2 separate regions of the Mus musculus genome follow, and region 1 is linked to region 2. Evidence: chromatin loops called from intact Hi-C (ENCODE). Cell type or tissue: gastrocnemius. All regions are shown on one strand. Links, peaks and the distances in the headings refer to the core of each region. The heading gives the core; the rest is flanking DNA.

Evidence for each region. Hi-C counts contacts between places; a loop is a spot of excess contacts. Peaks named below come from ENCODE experiments on the same cell type or tissue, not always from the same donor. Only the 100,000 strongest peaks of a DNase experiment are listed, where the experiment ranks them.
Region 1: a loop joins it to region 2, with 9 times the contacts of the local background. A loop is called at or near these places in 22 of 42 quality-filtered maps.

Annotation. Positions count from the first base shown.
Region 1 is chr8:31,211,850-31,217,225 of GRCm38, forward strand. All of the region lies in intron 3 of Fut10 (fucosyltransferase 10), which reads left to right. It also overlaps the pseudogene Gm8051. Among named protein-coding and RNA genes, the nearest start is that of Fut10, 27 kb to the left of the region's middle. In gastrocnemius, for the core only: CTCF peaks have their summits at 2,291 (motif pointing right) and 3,555 (motif pointing left); DNase peaks (open chromatin) are centred at 2,282 and 3,541; H3K27ac peaks cover 38 bases.
Region 2 is chr8:31,094,529-31,099,904 of GRCm38, forward strand. It overlaps Dusp26 (dual specificity phosphatase 26 (putative)), which reads left to right. Exons shown (of 5, transcript NM_025869.4): 5 at 1,661-2,518. The coding sequence ends at 1,860. Among named protein-coding and RNA genes, the nearest start is that of Dusp26, 7.7 kb to the left of the region's middle. In gastrocnemius, for the core only: no CTCF peak of the experiment used is centred there; a DNase peak (open chromatin) is centred at 2,652.

The DNA.
Region 1 (5,376 bases), core at 151-5,150, 120 kb after region 2:
GGCCAGCAGCTTCTTTTCCTCTGGGAGCTCACAGTACATAGAGAGTGGCAATTCTGTCCCTCCACGAGATTTGAGACTCACAGGCTGGACCTTGAGACACGAGGAAGAAGGAGAAGGGTAGGAAGTAACATTTCCAAAGTGCCCTGTGTCACAGACACAACAAAGTCTGTCTGGTAAGATTACACTTTAACGCATTTGAAAGGTGGATGTATTCTGCTCTGCGGGTTACAGTCGTAAGTGTCGGCCATTCATCAGGCGGCTAATCTGAATTTTAACCTTAGCCTCGTGGTTTACAAATCTGTCTTTCTGATATGTACTCAGAAGACACGGAGACTCCCCCCACATTTTTTAAAGCTTCTTCTTGTGTAAGGAGAGCATGGTCTCTTTTTACTCCTGTGTTACACGAGGACTAACATTTTTATGAGGGAGGTGGAGAGTTCAGCTTGGCTCACTTGAGGGCTCTGGGTTCCACCCCCAGCACCACACACAGAAAAGCTGCGCTGGAAACGGTTACCCTAATTATGTGTGTGTTGGTTTCTGGGAAGTATTTAGGTTGATATCCACACTCTGTGTGGCTGGCCTGTAAAGGGAACTCTGTCAGGACCTTCCTCTTGATTTTATATGGAAACAAGCAAACATTTTGGGAGGGTTTCTTGGTCAGAGTGGCTCCCCGTGTAGAGAAAGGAGTTATCAGCTCACAGCTCAGGAACCAGCTTTAGAATTATTCCGAGTTTCTGTGAGGTCCTCTGGAGAGAGTCCCCTCAGGAGAGCTTGCTCTTACGCCCACCCTCCATACCCCCAGTACCTCTATTGCCTTCACTGTCTCCATGGTCTCCACTGCAGGCACTGTGCCTGCTACACCCACTGCGCACACTGCACCCACTGCTTCCTGTGTGCCCACTGCCTCCACTGCATGCACTGTGCCCACTGCTCTCACTGCATCTACTGAGCCCACTGCACCTGCTATGCCCACTGTTCCCACTGCCCCCACTGTGCCCACTGCACCCATTGCCTCTACTGCACCCACTGCCTCCGCTGCACGCACTGTGCCCACTGACCCCACTATACCCACTCTATCCCCTTGCACCCTCTGCACTCACTGCTCCCACTACTTCATCCACTGCATTAACGGTGCCCTCTGCCTCCACTGCTCCTACTGTCCCCGCTGCCCCACTGAACCCACTGCACCTACTGCACTCACTGTAGCCCTACACTCCCTGCAGCCACTGCACACACTGCCTCCATTGAGCCCACTGACCCTACTACACCCACTGTACCCCTTTGTACCCTCTGCGCTCACTGCACACTGCACCCACTGTGCCCACTGGGCCCATTGTTCTCACTGTCTGTCTCTCCTGCCCCTCAGTACCCAATGCCCTCACTGTGTCCCCTGCACTCACTGCACATATTACACTGTAGGCTTTGGCTTGCTATGCCTGAGCACCCTAGCCCAGGTCCCTGACTTCACTGTCCACAGAGCCCGTGTGGCTAGGAGGTCTGTGGCCTGGGATGGAAGAGCATCATCTCAAAAGATAGAAAGCCAGCAGAGTTGAGGGCAGTGCCCAGCACTGTCTCTGTTACCTTAGCAGCTGAGAACTGAGCACGGGCAAGTGCTTTTGGCAAGGGAGAGATATGTGACTCTATCAAGTACTAAATCATGCTGAAGAATTTCACAGACGCTAGTGGTAAATCTGTCGTTAACACCGTCTTTGTCCTTCTTTGCACTAGTGTGGCCTGTTACTATCCATTTTCACCCGCAGGAATGACTTGTCTGTGACCCCTTCCCATTATCACCTGCGGGATAGTATCTGTGTTGCCTTGTTTTTATTAGGTAGATTTGATCAAGCAGTTACTAACGGTGACAGCAAGCTGCTCTTCAGATGCCTGCAGATGTCAGTATAGCCGTGGAAGTGGCTGCTGCCACCGGCACCTTCCGTTCTCTGTGCACATGCCCTGAGTCATGTTAAGTTTCTCTCCTACTCTGCTTTTAGTTTGGAAAACACCTGTCGATTCACAAGGAGCTGAGAACGGCAAAAGGGCTCTGCTCTCCAACCGAAGGAGTATTTGCTGGGGACTTAGAACACATTTCTCTCCCAGTTAGCTAATTTTCAGGATGCTTTAGTGAAACCTTTTGGAAGAGACCACAGTGAAGATATACTGTCAAAGAAATTATTCTAGTCAAATTCTGGGACCTAGAATTAGGAAACGGAGCACATGGAGATGATGGAGGATCTGGTAAGTGAGCTTCATACACAAATTTCAGGGTGTTTTCCCAGGAGGTGACACTAGAGGGCAGTATGCACGGGTTAACGCTGGTCAGGGAGCAAGGATTTCTATTCTTCCAGTTATGTTTGAAAGTGTTCTTGCATCACTCTTTAAAGCTTCATTTTATCACACAAAGGAATAAAAAGTGTTAGTGTCTATGCTACCAGAAGTATTTTAGGATGAGAATTTTGATAATTCTATCTAGTTAATATTTAGATCTAATGTTCAAAGTCAAACTTTATCTTTTTTTAAACCTTTACATAAACAATTTATTTACTCTAAAGGGCAACACAGACAGAATGCCATATAAACACAAAGGAAGTCGTGCAGGGTGGAGATGCTGGCCAACTTTAGATCTGAGGCTCATAAGCAACAGCCCAGGTTTCTGAAAAGGGCGAGGGTAGGGAAGGAGAGGCAGTGTGGTTCTGTCACACAGCCAGATAGAAGCCAGAGCTCTGAACAGTGGGAAGCATGCCTGCGTCCCAGCACAACTGGAAGAAACTAGCTGCTAGGGGCTTACCAAGCACAAAAGTTTATCCCTTTACAGCACTTGAAATACTGACATCACTATTAAAATAAAAACAAGTTTTACTTAATAATCAAAACCACAAAAGACTGGATATGCCAATGGCGGAAATGCAAAATTGCGCCCGCTTAACCCTCCCAGATGACTAGTAACTGTACGGATGGACTTAGCTGCAAAAGGTTGTAAACCAGTTCTTGGTAAGCCAATCTCTTCCTCGTCATGGAGCCCAGGGCCCCGGCTTATGAGGGGGCAAACGTCTTTGCTTGTGCTCGGACCCTTTACTTATATTCCACCCTGCTTTGGCAGTAAATTGTGTAGGTCTCTGCTTGAGCTGGGTCTTGAATATTTGGTTCATTTAGAAGTTCTTGTATTCTTAAGATCTGTCTGATGGTGATAGCTGGCTCCCAGTCCTTGTCTTCCTCCAGGACAGACAGGCATACTGTGCCAGAAGGATGCACGTTCGGATGAAAACAGTGGTGGTTCAAATTTACATTTTTGGTGGTGAGGACGGATAGTCATCTTTGAAAAGCCTACTTAGTTTGAACAAGCCTCCTTCCCACGGAGTCCCCTTCTTTCCAGGGATAGCACACTCCCAGTTCATCAGGTTCATCGTACCATCAGAGTTCCTTGTCGAGACAGCCACAAAGCCAAAAGTGTGGAAACTCCAAGGTTTCCTTTCCTGCACAAGTCGGCTGAGGGCCATCCCGGACATATTCAAAGTACCAACAAAGGGACAGGAACTTAGAACCGTCCGCGCGCCCCCTGGTGGTCATCCTGGCGCCTGCTCCATCTTTCTTTTTTATTTTTCTCTTCTCTCTTCTCTTTTTGGAGGCACTCAGAGCTATGAGTTTCCCTCTTAGGAATGCTTTCATTGTGTCCCATAAGTTTGGGTATGTTGTGGCTTCATTTTCATTAAACTCCAAAAAGTCCTTAATTTCTTTCTTTATTCCTTCCTTGACCAAGGTATCATTGAGAAGAGTGTTGTTCAGTTTCCACGTGAATGTTGGCTTTCTATTATTTATTTTGTTATTGAAGATCAGCCTTAGTCCATGGTGATCTGATAGGATGCATGGGACAATTTCAATATTTTTGTATATGTTGAGGCTTGTTTTGTGACCAATTATGTGGTCAATTTTAGAGAAGGTACCATGAGGTGCTGAGAAGAAGGTATATCCTTTTGTTTTAGGATAAAATGTTCTGTAGATATCTGTCAGATCCATTTGTTTCATCACTTCTGTTAGTTTCACTGTGTCCCTGTTTAGTTTCTGTTTCCATGATCTGTCCATTGGTGAAAGTGGTGTGTTGAAGTCTCCCACTATTATTGTGTGAGGTGCAATGTGTGCTTTGAGCTTTACTAAAGTTTCTTTAATGAATGTGGCTGCCCTTGTATTTGGAGCATAGATATTCAGAATTGAGAGTTCCTCTTGGAGGATTTTACCTTTGATGAGTATGAAGTGCCCCTCCTTGTCTTTTTTGATGACTTTGGGTTGGAAGTCAATCTTATCAGATATTAGGATGGCTACTCCAGCTTGTTTCTTCATACCATTTGCTTGGAAAATTGTTTTCCAGCCTTTCATTCTGAGGTAGTAGTGTCTATCTTTTTCTCTGAGATGAGTTTCCTGTAAGCAGCAAAATGTTGGGTCTTGTTTGTGTAGCCAGTTTGTTAGTCTATGTCTTTTTATTGGGGAGTTGAGACCATTGATATTAAGAGATATTAAGGAAAAGTAATTGTTGCTTCCTGTTATTTTTGTTGTTAAAGTTGGCATTCTGTTCTTGTGGCAGTCTTCTTTTAGTTTTGTTGAGGGATTCTCTTCTCTTCTCTTCTCTTCTCTTCTCTTCTCTTCTCTTCTCTTCTCTTCTCTTCTCTTCCTTCTCCTTCTCCTCCTCCTCCTCCTCCTCCTCCTCCTCCTCCTCCTCCTCCTCCTCCTCCTCCTCCTCCTCTTCTTCTTCTTCTTCTTCTTCTTCTTCTTCCTCCTCTTCCTCCTCCTCTTCTTCTTCTTCCTCTTCTTCTTCCTCCTCTTCTTCTTCTTCTTCCTCTTCTTCTTCCTCTTCTTCTTCTTCTTTCTTCCTCTTCCCCTCCCTTCCTCTCCTCTTCCTTCCTTCCTTCCTTCCTTCCTTCCTTCCTTCCTTCCTTCCTTCCTCTCTCTCTCTCTCTCTCTCTCTCTCTCTGTCTCTCTCTCTCTCTGTCTCTCTCTGTCTCTCTCTCTCTCTCTCTCTCTCTCTCTCTCTCTCTCTCTCTCTTGGGAAATTGGACTATGGATCCAGTGCGGGGACTACAGTGTTCATCTGTCAGTGTCTGATTCATATACTCACCACTCTCTCCTTATTTCATTCAAACTTTATCTTTGTTTAAAAATAAAACAAACAAATAAACACAACAAAACAAAAAACTGTTCCTAGTGTGGTGGCCCTTGCCCATAATCCCAGAACTCAGGAGGCTGAAGCATCAGGATTGTGATGCAATTCAAGGCAATGTAGGAAGGAAGGCTCTGTCTCTGGAACAATAAAAATAAAAATGGTAGTTCTTTCCTTTTATAATTACTGATCCCAAAACTGTCCTCTGGAATTTATGTTTGTGTGTCTTC
Region 2 (5,376 bases), core at 243-5,242:
CTCTGGTGTGTCTGAAGACAGCTACAGTGTACTCACATATATAAAATAAATAAATACATACATTTAAAACAAAAACAAAACAAAATTAAGACAAAATGCATAGGACCTAACACTAAGGAAAAAAAAAATCCTTTCAACTATCTTTTTCAGGCTAGTATATTAAAAAGTGATGAAGGGCATATTTTAGGGCCATCTACCCATGGCAAGCTGCTCCTAGATGCTAAACTTACAAGTGTCAGTTTTTAAAAAAATATGTTTCCATGCTTTCCTGTCATTTTTAACCTTAAACGTGGTTCTTAAATTCTTAGTTGTCCAGGAAACACTGTTAGCCCTCTGTATTGCTTGACTTCCACATCACTAGTTTCAACCAACAGCAGACTGAAAATATATGGGGGCAGACATACATACAGAATGTCTAAACTTCTTTATTTCTTTTTGTTTGTTTGGTTGGTTGGTTTTGGTTTCTGGTTTTTTAGAGACAGAGTTTCTCTGTGTAGCCCTGGCTGTCCTGGAACTCACTTTGTAGACCAGGTTGGCCTCGAACTCAGAAATCCACCTGCCTCTGCCTCCCAAGTGCTGGGATTAAAGGCGTGAGCCACCACACCCGGCTATCTTTTCATTATTCTGCAGATAGTATAGCGTGACATCTATTTATAGAGAATTTGCATTTTATTAGTGGACACAAGTAATCTAGAGATGACCAAAAGTATATCACGGGGCTGTGTAGGTTTTTATACAAAGGCTGTATCATTTTCTATGTGGGAATTGAGAATCTGCATGTGTGTTAGTAATGTGTAGGTTGTCCTGGGATCAGTCCACTCGGAATATGAAGAAACAATTGTATATGTAGATAAACATATATTCAGTAGTTGAGGGAAACAACAAGATAGACAAGTGGACAAATAGGGTATAATGTCACGTGCCCATCAGTCCCAGCTACTCCAGAGACCTCCACAGCAGCCCTGTTGGAACCCAAGCTTGAACTGAGCCTGAACAATGAATCAAGACTCAGTCTCAGATACCAAAAAGAAACTGAAACCATGAAAGAAGAGTTAAGAAGGGTCTGAGGGGATGGCTCGGTCTGTAAAGCACTTATCAGGCAAGGGTGCTGCTGTCTCCTAGCACTGGAGAGGCAAAGATAGGAGGCTTCAGAATGCCCTTTCTATTCTTTTTTTTCCCAGGCCTCTCCCCTCTGCCAGGGACCCTCGTTACTTGTCTTGAAGTGCTGGGAATCCAGCTCAGGGACTTGCTCATCCTAAATGCATACATACATGCTCAGCTATTAAGCATACATGCGTGTGTATGTGTTTGTGTGCGTGTGCACATAGGAATGCGCATGTGTGTGTAGAGCGTGCACATATATGTCCCATGCTGTATCTGCAGAAGCCATGGGGACAATTTTGTGGTGTCAGGTCTCTTTACATGGTTTCTAGGGATAAAACTCAGGTTGTTAGGCTTGCGTGGAAAATGCCTTTACCCAGGGACCCATCTCACCAGCCCAGGATCTACATTCTCGGCACCACTCTTCCTCACCCAGTCCTGTCTCCATATGCCACGGGCTTACAGCCTAGTGGACCATGCTGAGCTCTCCCTAGCCTCTCGCAGCCCCCCCCTTCGCCCCCCAGCAGTCTCTCAGATGTTTCTGCCTTCCTCTTCCCAGGGAAGATCCTGGTGCACTGTGCGGTGGGAGTGAGCAGATCCGCTACCCTGGTGCTGGCCTACCTCATGCTGTATCACCACTTCACCCTTGTGGAGGCCATCAAGAAAGTCAAGGACCACCGAGGCATCACCCCCAACCGGGGCTTCTTGAGGCAGCTCCTAGCCCTGGACCGTAGGCTGCGGCAGGGTCTAGAGGCATGAACTGAAAGGAACCAGGCCAGGTCTCTGGGTGGTTTCCTGGCTCCCAGCTGGGAAGAGAAAACCCAAGTGACAGGTAGTAGAAAGACCAGACAACCCATCCTCCCTCAGCAGCAGGAGAGTGAAGAGCCCCAAGACCACTGTGGCTCTTTGGGGATGGGGATGGAGAGCCAGGTTGGGCAGTGTGATGGGTAGGGGCTGCTGACCTGGGAAGGAAGCAGCTGAGCTGTAAGAGGATGGTTGTGTGGTTAGGCCAGTCCTGGGTTAGAGCAGGGTGTGCCCAAATGACTCAGAATCTCTTCCCCTCATTGTGTTCAAGTGCCCCCCCCCAAACAAAGGACCACTGCCCTGAAGTACGTGAGCAGTGGGGATGTCAGGGTTGCAGACACATAGATGTGAAGGAAGGTGGTACAGGTTGCAGAAAGCAACATTAGAGTCGGTCGGTCAGTGATGGAGTGGTGTGAAAGCCACCAATGCAGAGGGAGCAGGTTGTAGGTTATAGCTGTGCAACTCCAGGAAGAGGGAGGTGTGTGAGGACTGACATGACACCCTACGGGAGCTGCTCAGGGTCAAATAACTTGGAGTCTTTTAGGTGGTCATAGTCTCACTGAAAACCATGCGTCTGGAGTTAAAAAAAAATAAAGAGGTGAAAAAGAAGAAAGTGTCTTGGCGTTATTAACAGTTTGACCCCTTCCTTCTGGGAACCCCTGGCTCACTTTCTAGCCACCAAACCCTTCACCAATTCTTATACAACACTATGAAAGCTTGAGCTGTTATTTCCAACTTATCCACAAGGGGGCAGCAGAGGACCAAAATCTGGATGTCTGCAGCTATTTGGCAGTACTGTCCAGAGGTGAGCCACCCAGGGACCTTTCATCTTCCAAGGATAGGTCTCTCTGGCTCCTAGGGGTGATGAGACAACAGAATACTAATCCTAAATCAAGATTAGCCTAAGTGTTCTACTGTAGGCGCCAAAGTTTAAGGGACAGATCCTTCTAGGTTTTGCTCAGAGGAGTGTAGACAAGCAGGAAGAACATGCTATCTCAACTACCAGGAAGTCATCGCAACTCTAGAGAAAAAGTAAACCATGTTCTCTTTTATTCTGATAGTATATGTCAGAATGGAAAAAGGGGATAGAGAAAGCGCAAGGAAAACATACAGGGGGGAAATGAGCCAGCAAGATAGGTGTATGCTGTAACGCTCTCTCTCTCTCTCTCTCTCCCTCTCTTTCTTTCTCTCCCTCTCTCTCTCCCTCTCTTTCTCTCTCCCTCTCTCTCTCTCTCTCTCTCTCTCCCTTCTCTCTCTCTCTCCCTCCCTCACACACACACACACACACACACACACACACATACACACACATTTTCTCTCTCTCTTACACACACACACACAGACTCTCACAAAAGTATGCACTAAAAGTTTTCAAGACACTTATATACGAAGTGTATAAAAGTGTATAACTACTCCAGAGCGTAGAAGCTAGAAGTGACTCTCACAAAGTGTGGCTTCTAGAGAATATATGGATAAAGAACGAGTTTCAGGATTATCTTCCAGGGTGGATTCTAGATTGTTATTCGTTAATGTCCTAGCTCTATTTCTGTGTTTTACTTCATCTAAAGCTGGGAGGCTCCTTCACAGATTGCAGCTCGACTGTCCAAGAGGCACAGACATCTGTCTCACCTCTGTGCAGCACCAAGCCCTTGCTTGAACATTTCAGCCAACGGGATTCACCACCTCTTAGTCTCGTTTCCAGACAGTGGTTCTGGCTTCTTCCATGGGACGATCGTGGTCATTTCATAGGTAAGACTCAGCTTCGCATCTAAATGGCCACGGGCTCTAGCTCCACCTTTTACAAAACTTTCCCCATCTCTTGAGACAGAGAGGGAGTTCTCTGGTTTGAACCTAGTTCGAGTGGTTCTCTTCTGACCCGGTCCTTTCAGACCAAGAGCTATTTGTTCCCAACCATCTGCATTTGTCGTATTTCCGCTTACCCTACAGGCTGGCCAATACTGCATTCCTCCATATTTATGGGAAGCAGAATTCACACCTCAGAATATGCAGATCCTGACTCTCCAGGGAGACCTGTGAGATGAGGGGATAGCAGGCTCATTCGCTAAGGATTCAAAGTGTGGTATCCTCTGAGGACCCATTTATCAAAAGGACAGAGAGAAGCCTTCATCAGAAATGCGGATTCTAATCAAAATAGGTTGGTTTCCTACTAGAGCCATGAGCCAAAGCCTGGCATGGTAGCACACATGTGTATAATCCCAGTACAGGGCGTTGAGACATTGAGGCAGGGCATCATTACATAGAACATTTCACAATCAATTTTTTTCCAAAGGTTGATTTGTTTGTTTGTTTGTTTGTTTGTTTAATGTAGCTGAGTACACTGTAGCTGTCTTCAGACACACCAGAAGAGGGCATCGAATCCCATTACAGATGGTTGTGAGCCACCTTGTGGCTGCTGGGAATTGAACTCAGGACCTCTGGAAGAGCAGTCAGTGCTCTTAACAGCTGAGCCATCTCTCCAGCCCCACAATCAATATTTAGAAAGTGTCAAATGAATTAAACATAATTAAAAATAACGGATGGGAATATGACTTAGTGGTAGAACACTTGCGTACATTTTTTTTTTTGCAAGAGAGCCTGTATTCAAGCCTTAGCACAACAGATGATGGTGATGGTGATGGTGATGGTGATGGTGATGGTGATGATGATGACGACGACGACGACTATAAATAATTCACGCTCACAGAAGGATCCACTGTAACTATGATTACAGCAGTATAGCATGCAATAGAATGGTCATCTTTCTTTAAAATCTACAATGCGGGCTGGAGAGATGGCTCAGTGGTTAAGAGCAATGAATGCTCTTCCGAAGGTCCTGAGTTCAAGTCCCAGCAACCATATGGTGGCTTATAACCATCTGTAATGAGATCTGACGCCCTCTTCTGGTGTGTCTGAAGACAGCTATAGTGTACTTACATATAATAATAAATAAATCTTTTTTGGGAAGGAGTGAGCGGGGCCAGAGTGAACAGAGGTCCTGAGTTCAATTCCCAGCAACCACATGATGGCTCACAACCATCTGTACAGCTACAGTGTACTCATATACATACATACATACATACATACATACATACATACATACATACATGCATACATACAAAAATCTTTTTTTTTAATCTAAAATGTGTATTACTAATAACATGTTCCAGTGGCCACCTGCATATTTGTTCAGTCTGACTGTGGCCTGAAAGGTTTTGTGTTTGTTTTCATGATGAGTAGCTTGAGAATTTGACTCTCACTTCTAAAGAACGCATTTTGAGATTATCTTCCAGAATGGATTAGATGCTGTTATTCGTTAAATTCCTAGCTTGATTTCTGATGCTTTGATGAGACATCTTGCCAGAAGTCGACTTAGGGACAAGGGGGCTTTATTGACTTGCCTTTTCAGGTCACTGCCCACTGTTTCCTGGGCAAGGCAGAAACTTAAAACATCAATGTCCACTGTCAAAAGCA